Regions from separate parts of the Homo sapiens genome. Here region 1 is linked to region 2. A link is a contact called in ENCODE Hi-C or POLR2A ChIA-PET data. All regions are on one chromosome and are shown on one strand. Each heading gives the region's core, a stretch centred on a gene start or an enhancer-like site at or near the end of the contact. The rest is flanking DNA. Distances are from core to core; before and after follow the strand shown.

Region 1 (4,528 bases), core at 1,086-3,585, 3.4 Mb before region 2:
TCAGGAGTTCGAGACCAGCCTGGCCAATATGGTGAAACCCTGTCTCTACTAAAAATACAAAAATTAGCTGGGCGTGGTGGCGGGTGCCTGTAATCCCAGCTACTTGGGAGGCTGAGGCATGAGAATCCCTTGAACCCAGGAGGAGGAGGTTGCAGTGAGCAGAGATGGCGCCACTGCACTCCAGCCCGGACGATAAGAGACTCAATCTCCCAAAAACAAAAAACTCCCACAAAATATTCCAACTGGATAGTTAGCCAGACACATCTGAAATATTTTCATTTCATCCTCACAATTCAATAAAATGACACTCTTATCTGCACTTTACAAATAAAGAAACCGAGGCTTAGAAAACAAGTTACTTTCCAACGAGAACACAATAGGCAAATGGAGCCCAGATTTTAACCTCACTCCAGAGGCTCTGCCACAATTATGCTCTACTGCCACAGTTAATCAACATTCACTCAATTCTGAGGTCAAAAAACATCCTTAAGACAGGCAAAACCGCCCACCTGCACCTAAACGTTCCTCAAAAAACCACTAATCTATGCAGCAAGAAAATCTGACTTTGATGATACACCACTATTAAATCTTAGATTTAAATAGTAAGTAAAATATGGTGTGGCAACCCCAGAGTTAGCACTCAACAACGGCAAGAAAACAAAAATTTAAAATGAACTTTGTGGACATTTCACTGGTCTCAATAAATAAATAAAATGAACTTGCTCCTTCCAGTCATCAAACCATGCTATCCTTGGTCAAACACCCATAGCACAACCACTCTAAGGAACTTTGGGTCTCACCTGCCATTTTTTGACCATGGAACACATTTTGTCACGGGTAAGATCCATGCCATGGAAGTTAGTCAGGCAGTTTTTACCCTGAACATCTTCAGTAATCAGCTTGAATTTTCTAAATGCAACTTCATCATTCTGCAAATCAGCAAGACTCACTTCAAACACACGACCCTTGAGACCATCAGATGCAATTTCTACAAAAGAAAAAAACAAGTATCTTAACATTTAGGAACCATATAAGCAAAGTCAAGCCTGTAAACTGAGGGTAGAAATTAAGTTAATGGTAAATTATAAAGACCTTAACCTTTGTTATCAAATCTATCCAGACACCAGTGACTTATCAACAGTACTTATTTGAAGCTCAGAACTACCCATGGCACATTTTCTTAATTCAAAAAGCACCATCTTGCTTCTCTCCAAGTGCTGTACTAAAAATGATCACCACAGGTGCCAAGGCTGCAACCAAGAGCTGACATTTCCTTAAAGTCTCCCACCACAGGACCAACAACAGACCAAGATGCCTGCTACAATATACAAGCGCCAACTTAAGGAAAATACAAACCAAGAATAAGCTACTTACTGGTTCCTTGGGTCCTGGTGACGAGCGTCTTTCCAATATTTCTTATATTGAACATAGCAGGTGCTTTCACATCATACCAATCTTTCTTAGAAAATGGATCAACCCTGGATTTTAAGAAGATGCTTAAGTTCCATTGCAGATCAATTCTTACTGTATTTTTCACTGTTAATGGTATTTCCCATTAATATTTTAAAAAGCTAACCGGCAATTTGATACCAAAGTATATCTCACAGTGAGGTGAGGGGAACAAACATAAATCTAGCTCTTCCCACTGTACGTTTCACTGCATGCATCAGACTTTGAAAGGTTATGTCCACTTCCCACCCTCATCGGTCCATCCACTACACAGGCACTTAGAATAACATGCATCGGTCCTTCCACTACACAGGCACGAGTAACATGCAATCTCATTAACTTTGCTGGCACGTAATGGCATGTACTGGTAACTAAGAGACTGCATGGCCCCAAAGCTTAGCAGGAGCTCGCAGATTCCAGCGGGACCAAGCAAAGGCGAGATTGACGGGTCCTGAATGGATAGAAGGGTGCTTTCCTCAACTCCTGCTGTCGCAGTGCCATCAAACACTCGCAGAATTGAGGCAGCTCGTGAGCCCACAAAACTAACATTCCAGCCGAGTCGCGCCGGCAAGCCGGCTCAAACGCGACGCGCGCAAGGACCAGAAGGCCTGGGAAAGGCAGCCGACCTGCCGCTACTCAACACCGACCCTCCAGGCCGCGTTCCTGGGTGCACCAACCCGCCACGGCCCGCACAATCCGACTGGAATCCTCGCCATCCGGCCTACGCCGCGATCTAGGACCAGCCCGCCGATTCCAGCAGACCCCCAAAAAGCAAGACGCCACGACAGTCGCGACTTACACTTTCTTCTTGGCTCCCTTTTTGCCGCCTTTCGTAAGGCGCTTGTTCTTGCCAACCGCCATGGTGCTGGTCAGAGAGCCAAAAGGGCGGAAGTGGGAGTCGCGCGAGAACTTAGGCGTACGGGGGCGGGGCGCGCCGTCTACGTGACCTTTGCCCTGTTATTCTTCCGGCCTCAAGAATTCCGGGACAGTAGAGAGCGCCACTCTTTCTACTGTGGTTGCGACATCGCCATCGTGTGTGGGGAGGCCGCGCGGCATGCCGCGGGCTCACTGGAGGCTGCGCTGTGTAGACCAAGGCGTCGGTGGCCTGACGTGCAGGCGTCTGGTTACCTGTGGTTTCTGTGGCTGTGACGTCGGGAAGTAAGTTTCTGTAAAACGAGACGCCCACTCAACATCGTTCAAAGCTGAACTCACCGTCTAACCCCCAAACCTGCTTTTTGAGAGCATTGGCTTTGGAGTCAGTCAGCGGATCTGATTCAAATGCCGGTTTCAACAGGGCTTTGCTTGAGACCGACCTCTCCACGCTTGTTTCCTCATGCGTAATATGGGGGTGATAAAACGGTCGGCTTCATGAGGTTTCATAGGGCTAAATGAGCATCACTCCAGAGATGCTAGCGACGTTCTGCTTGTTGATGTGGATGCTGGTTCATCTCAGGTGTTGTTGCTTTGTGAACATTCACTAAGCTCTACGCTTATTTGTGTCCTTTTCTATATGTCTGTTATATATTGATTAAAAGGTTTTTTTAAAATAGAGTGAGACCGAACTCGTTGGCTCACACCTGTAATCCCAGCACTTTAAGAGGCTGAGGCAGGGGAATCAACTGAAGCCAGGAATTGGAGACTAGCCTGGGCCACACAGCCAGACCCCGTCTTTACAAGAAAATGATAAAATTAGCAGGGCGTTGGCCGGGCGCGGTGGCTCACGCCTGTAATCCCAGCACTTTGGGAGGCTGAGGCGGGCGGATCGCCTGAGCTCAGGAGTTCGAGACCAGCCTGGCCAACATAGTGAAACCCCGTCTCTACTAAACATACAAAAAATTAGCCGGGTGGGTGCCTGTAATCCCAGCTACTCGGGAGGCTGAGGCACGAGAATCTGAGCTCAGGAGGCGGAAGTTGCAGTGAGCCGAGATCGCGCCATTGCCTGGCCAACAAGAGTGAAACTGCGTCAAAAAAAAAAAAGTGAGATCTCCAAATGTTTCCATTTTTGCAACTAATCCAAACCCGCCTCCCCCATTTTTTTTAACTGTAGGGGTTAACAGAGCACATCCTGGCAAGGTGTGGCTGGCTAGCTCAAGTGTGCAGCCCTCGGAAAGCATCTGGCCCATACAGGCTTGGTACTCAGCCAGTGGTGTGTTGAGTTCCCTTCTCTAACTTCCCCTCTGGCAGAAAACCCTGTGACCAAGCCAAAACCAACCCTTACTTACAAGGCCCCCTGCAAGCTTTTAAACTTACAATCCCTTCCAGTCCTGCTAGCCTCCATCCCCTACCTCCCACTACACCCACCCCCCAAGACAACCTTCCTAAACCTCTAGTAGGGTCCTGAAATCTTTCAGTAATTCCATAAATCTCAGTTGCCTGGAGGATAAATTCAAAGTCTTAGTTTCATAATAGTATGAATGTACTTAACACTACTGAACTCTACACTTAAAAAAGGTTAAGGTAGCCCTGCCAGGTGTCTCAGGCCGCTAGTTCCAGGTATTCGGAAGGCAGAGGCAGGAGGATCACTTGAGGCTAGGAGTAGGACTCCAGCCTGGGCAACATAGTGAGACCCCATCTCTTTTTTAAAAAGATGATTAAGATGGTTAATTTGGCCAGGTGGTGGCTCATGCCTGTAATCTCAGCACTTTAAGAGGCCAAGGCAGGAGGTTTTCTTGAGCTCAGGAGTTTGATACCAGCCTGGGCAACATTACAAGACCTAATCTCAACTAAAAATAAAAAAAAATTAGCCCGGCTTGATAGCTCATGCCTGTAGTCCCAACTACTCGGAAGGCTGAGGTAGGAGGATCCCCAGCACTTTGGGAGGCCAAGGCAGATGGATCACTTGAGGCCAGGAGTTCGAGACCAGCCTGGACAACATGGTGAAACCCCGTCTCTACTAAAAATACAAAAATTAGCTGGGCGTGGTAGTGCACACCTGTAGTCTCAGCTACTCGGGAGGCTGAGGTACGAGAATCGCTTGAACCTGGGAAGTGGAGGCTGCAGTGAGCCGAAATCACACCACTGCACTCCAGCCTGGGCTGGACAGAGTGAAACTCCATCTAAAAAAAAAAAATATATATAT
Region 2 (4,030 bases), core at 1,232-3,731:
TAGGGAATCCTTTCCCCATTTCTTGTTTTTGTCAGGTTTGTGAAAGATCAGATGGTTGTAGATGTGTGGTATTGTTTCTAATGGCTCTGTTCTGTACCATTGGTCTATATCTCTGTTTTGGTACCAGTACCTTGCTGTTTTGGTTACTATAGCCTTATAGTATAGTTTGAAGTCAGGTAGCATGATGCCTCCAGCTTTGTTCTTTTGGCTTAGGATTGTCGTGACAATGCGGGCTCTTTTTTGGTTCTATATGAACTTTAAAGTAGTTTTTTCAAATTCTGTGAAGAAAGTTATTGTTAGCTTGATGGGGATGGCACTGAATCTGTAAATTACCTTGGGCGGTGTGGCCATTTTCACGATATTGATTCTTCCTATCCATGAGCATGGAATGTTCTTCCATTTGTTTGTGTCCTCTCTTATTTCATTGAGCAGTGGTTTGTAATTCTCCTTGAAGAGGTCCTTCACGTCCCTTGTAAGTTGGATTCCTAGGTATTTTATTCTTTTTGAAGCAATTGTGAATGGGAATTCACTCATGATTTGGCTCTCTGTCTGTTATTGGTGTATAGAAATGCCTGTGATTTTTGCACATTGATTTTGTATCCTGACACTTTGCTGAAGTTGCTTATCAGCTTAAGGAGATTTTGGGCTGAGATGATGGGGTTTTCTAAATATACAATCATGTCATCTGCAAACAGGGACAATTTGACTTCCTCTTTTCCTAATTGAATACCCTTTATTTCTTTCTCCTGCCTGTTTGCCCTGGCCAGAACTTCCAACACTATGTTGAATAGGAGTGGTGAGAGAGGGCATCCCTGTCTTGTGCCAGTTTTCAAAGGGAATGCTTCCAGTTTTTGCCCATTCAGTATGATATTGGCTGTGGGTCTGTCATAAATAGCTCTTATTATTTTGAGATACATCCCATCAATACCTAATTTATTGAGAGTTTTTAGCATGAAAGGCTGTTGCCAATTCCAGTTTCTTAAGGTGACCAGATGTTCCATGTTATTTGTGTCATTCCATTTTTTCAAATGACCTATTCTATGTACAGAAAATCTTGAAGTTATAGATAAACCACGAAAAAATGCAAATAATTGGCCTGGTGCAGTGGCTCATGCCTGTAATCCCAGCACTTTGGGGGGCTGAGGCGGGCGGATCACCTGAGGTCAGGAGCTTGAGACCAGCCTGACCAACATGGAGAAACCCTGTCTCTACTAAAAAGACAAAATTACCCGGGCGTGGTGGTGCATGCCTGTAATCCCAGCTACTCGGAAGGCTGAGGCAGGAGAATCGCTTGAACTTGGGAGGTAGAGGTTGCAGTGAGCCGAGATCGCACCACTGCACTCCAGCCTGGCGACAGAGTGAGGCTCTGTCTCAAAAAAAAAAAAAAAAAAAAAAAAAAAAAAAAGAAAAAAAAGAAAAGAAAGAAAAGAAAGAAGAAAAAATCAAAGTCCTTACTTTGCATCATAATCCGCTAGGTGCAAAGGTCACAAAAGTGATTAAGAATAGCTCACAATGTAGTGAGCTGGAACCTGAAAAACGGATTAGGATTTACACAGGCGAGTGCTCAGAAAAAAGGGTAGTTCAGATAATTGGATCAGAAGAGAAGGCAAAAATGCATGACGTGTTTTTGAGAATTAGAGGAGCCCTCAAAATGTATTAGTGTGATATGCAAAATGCTCGATTTAAGATATTATCCATTAATGAATTTGAAAATGGGGACAAAAATAACTTTTCAGCCGTAATAACTATGCTCCCCTCCCTTTGAGTTTCGAATCTGTATCTTAGAGGCCACACTTGAATGTGGAAAAACTTTGTATTAATGTAAACACTATACAGTGATAAGACACGAACAGTGAAATAACCCCTAAGCTCATCTTATAACTGAACAGATAGGTGGTCAGAGAACTTGGATTTGAACCATGCCTATGCCACTAGCTGGTTGTGTGACCTCCAGCAAGTCACTTCTCAAGATACCACGTTTGCCATCATTAAGACGAGTGTGATCCAAAGGTCCACCTAGCCAGGTTTTGTGAGAATGATTTGAAATGCCTGTGAAAGCATTTCCTCTACCACGTCTGAGATGCTTTTGTTATCTCCAGGTTCTTTCAGGTCTTGAAATTTTGTGCATCACGATCCAAAATGTCTTAAGCATCATCACAAATGCTTGACCGTCCCTCATGAGCGGGTGGCGCTTCGCGCTGCCTGGGTCTGTACAACAGGGTCTTGCAGTCGAAAGCCACACACTCCCGGAGTGCAAGAGGGAGAGAAAGCTCTGCTTTCAGCCGGGAAAAAAAAAGGGCGCAAGACCGGACAGGTCCTGCCACAGACGTTCTCCTATGCTCACGCACAGTGGTCGCTCCTGCGGGAATGGGCAGCAGTGACGTGCCCACGTCGGGCGCGCTGACGTTCGCGTAGCGTGCGCCGCTGGCCAGGTGCGCAATAGTGGGGTATGCGTCACGGTCTGCGCCGCCCGCGGGGCCAGGACGGGGCGGAGCTTCCGCCTGGGCTGGGGTTGGCGAGTTCACCCGCGGCGGAGGGTAACTTTGCTGTGCTGTTTTTTGAGCAGTTGTCTGGTCCCTGGAAGTGTAGCATCGAGAGAGTTTTCTAATTACGTTTACAAAATATCTTCCCTTTGGCCATACAAGTGGTGACTGCCATGTCGAACTCGCGGCCCAGGTCCCGCCGAGACGCCGGGGGTGGCGCTGGGGCAGCCGGCCGGGACGAGCTGGTGTCGCGGTCCTTGCAGAGCGCAGAGCACTGTCTGGGCGTCCAGGACTTCGGCACTGCCTATGCCCACTACCTCCTCGTGCTCAGCCTGGCGCCGGAGCTGAAACACGACGTGAAGGTGAGGGTCCTTTTTTCTCACTTGCTGGCAGATCCAACGTCCTCGTAAAAAAAAAAAAAAAAACAGAAAAAAAAAAAAGCGGAGGGGCTAGGGTGCCTGGGTGGGTGGTTGCTGTTAATATTTAGGGCCCTTTTTTCTCACTTGCTGGCCGATCCAACGTCCTCGTAAAAAAAAAGAAAAGAAAAAAGGCGGAGGGGCTAGGGTGCTTGGTTGGGTGTTTGCTATTAATGTTTACTGTTCAACCTTGACATCTTTCGTTTATTCACACCTACGACCAGCCCAGAGGAAAATCCTGCCGTCTTCACCTTCGAAATATGTCCAGAATCTTACCAGTTCTCACCATCTTCCCCTTTACTACCCTGGTTCGAGCTTCAGTCATCTGCCGGCTGTTGCAGTCGGCTCTCAACTGAGCTCTCTCCTGCAGTCTGTGTCAACATAGCTAGCTTTTTGCAACAAAAGTCAAATGTTGTCATTTCTCAGTTTCAAAACTTTCATCTCGTTTAAAATTTTAAAGGCCCTCGAATTGGAAATGAGGTCTCACGTGATCCTCTTCTCCTTATATCTAATTTAAGCATGCCCTGGCTTGAGGGCTTTTGGATTTGTTATATTGTGTGTAGTAGGAATATAGTGGGCCTCTAGTTGAATAAAGTGTGTAATTAGCCTAAAGTGATTATCATTTAATGATGCGTTCTTTAAACTTCAATTATTGGATTATTTGCAACAATTACTCTGTTGAAATGCTGTTCTTTTTTGAAGTACTTTTAGAATCTAAATTACGAAAAATGATTTAACTTAAAATTGCAATTACTTTGCTTCATTTAGACTGAGGGTTTGTCAACCTCAGCACTATTGACATTTTGAATGGGATAATTCTTTGTTATGGGGGAGGGGAGGTGTCCTGTGCATTGCAGTATGTTTGGCAGCATCCTTGATCTCTACCCACTAAATGTCAGTAGCGTCTAGATGTTTGTAGTTCATGTAAACTTAGTGTAAATTTCAGGACCAGCTGTCCTACTTGAGGAGGAGATGATATGTTGAGATACAGTTTGCTTCTCTTGGTAGGCAGCAATAGAAAAATGGATCAACTCAAGTGATCTTTCCTCAGTTACTTGTTTCTTAGTTTCCTCTTCTGTGAAACAGGGACGCAGCCTCTCTTAAAAATGTTTACTGGGTATTAAAAGTATA

The links. Hi-C counts contacts between places; a loop is a spot of excess contacts on that map. ChIA-PET counts read pairs that join two places held with the same protein, here RNA polymerase II (POLR2A). Pooled maps may share reads with other maps.
Region 1: a loop to region 2 is called in a map of naive thymus-derived CD4-positive, alpha-beta T cell, with 11 times the contacts of the local background. The contact joins the promoter of RPS3A here to the promoter of PRMT9 in region 2. A Hi-C loop is called at or near these places in 1 of 168 maps with a recorded cell type or tissue (naive thymus-derived CD4-positive, alpha-beta T cell) and 6 of 50 pooled maps. POLR2A ChIA-PET finds 5 or more read pairs at or near these places in 1 of 52 experiments (OCI-LY7).

Annotation. Positions count from the first base shown.
Region 1 is chr4:151,097,435-151,101,962 of GRCh38, reverse strand. RPS3A (ribosomal protein S3A) reads right to left here and starts at 2,335. Exons shown (of 6, transcript NM_001006.5): 1 at 2,249-2,335; 2 at 1,375-1,478; 3 at 801-988. The coding sequence starts at 2,310. RefSeq lists enhancers at 1,412-1,995, 2,016-2,575, 1,996-2,580, 1,879-3,078, 3,356-3,425.
Region 2 is chr4:147,682,614-147,686,643 of GRCh38, reverse strand. PRMT9 (protein arginine methyltransferase 9) reads left to right here and starts at 2,481. Exons shown (of 12, transcript NM_138364.4): 1 at 2,481-2,845. The coding sequence starts at 2,657.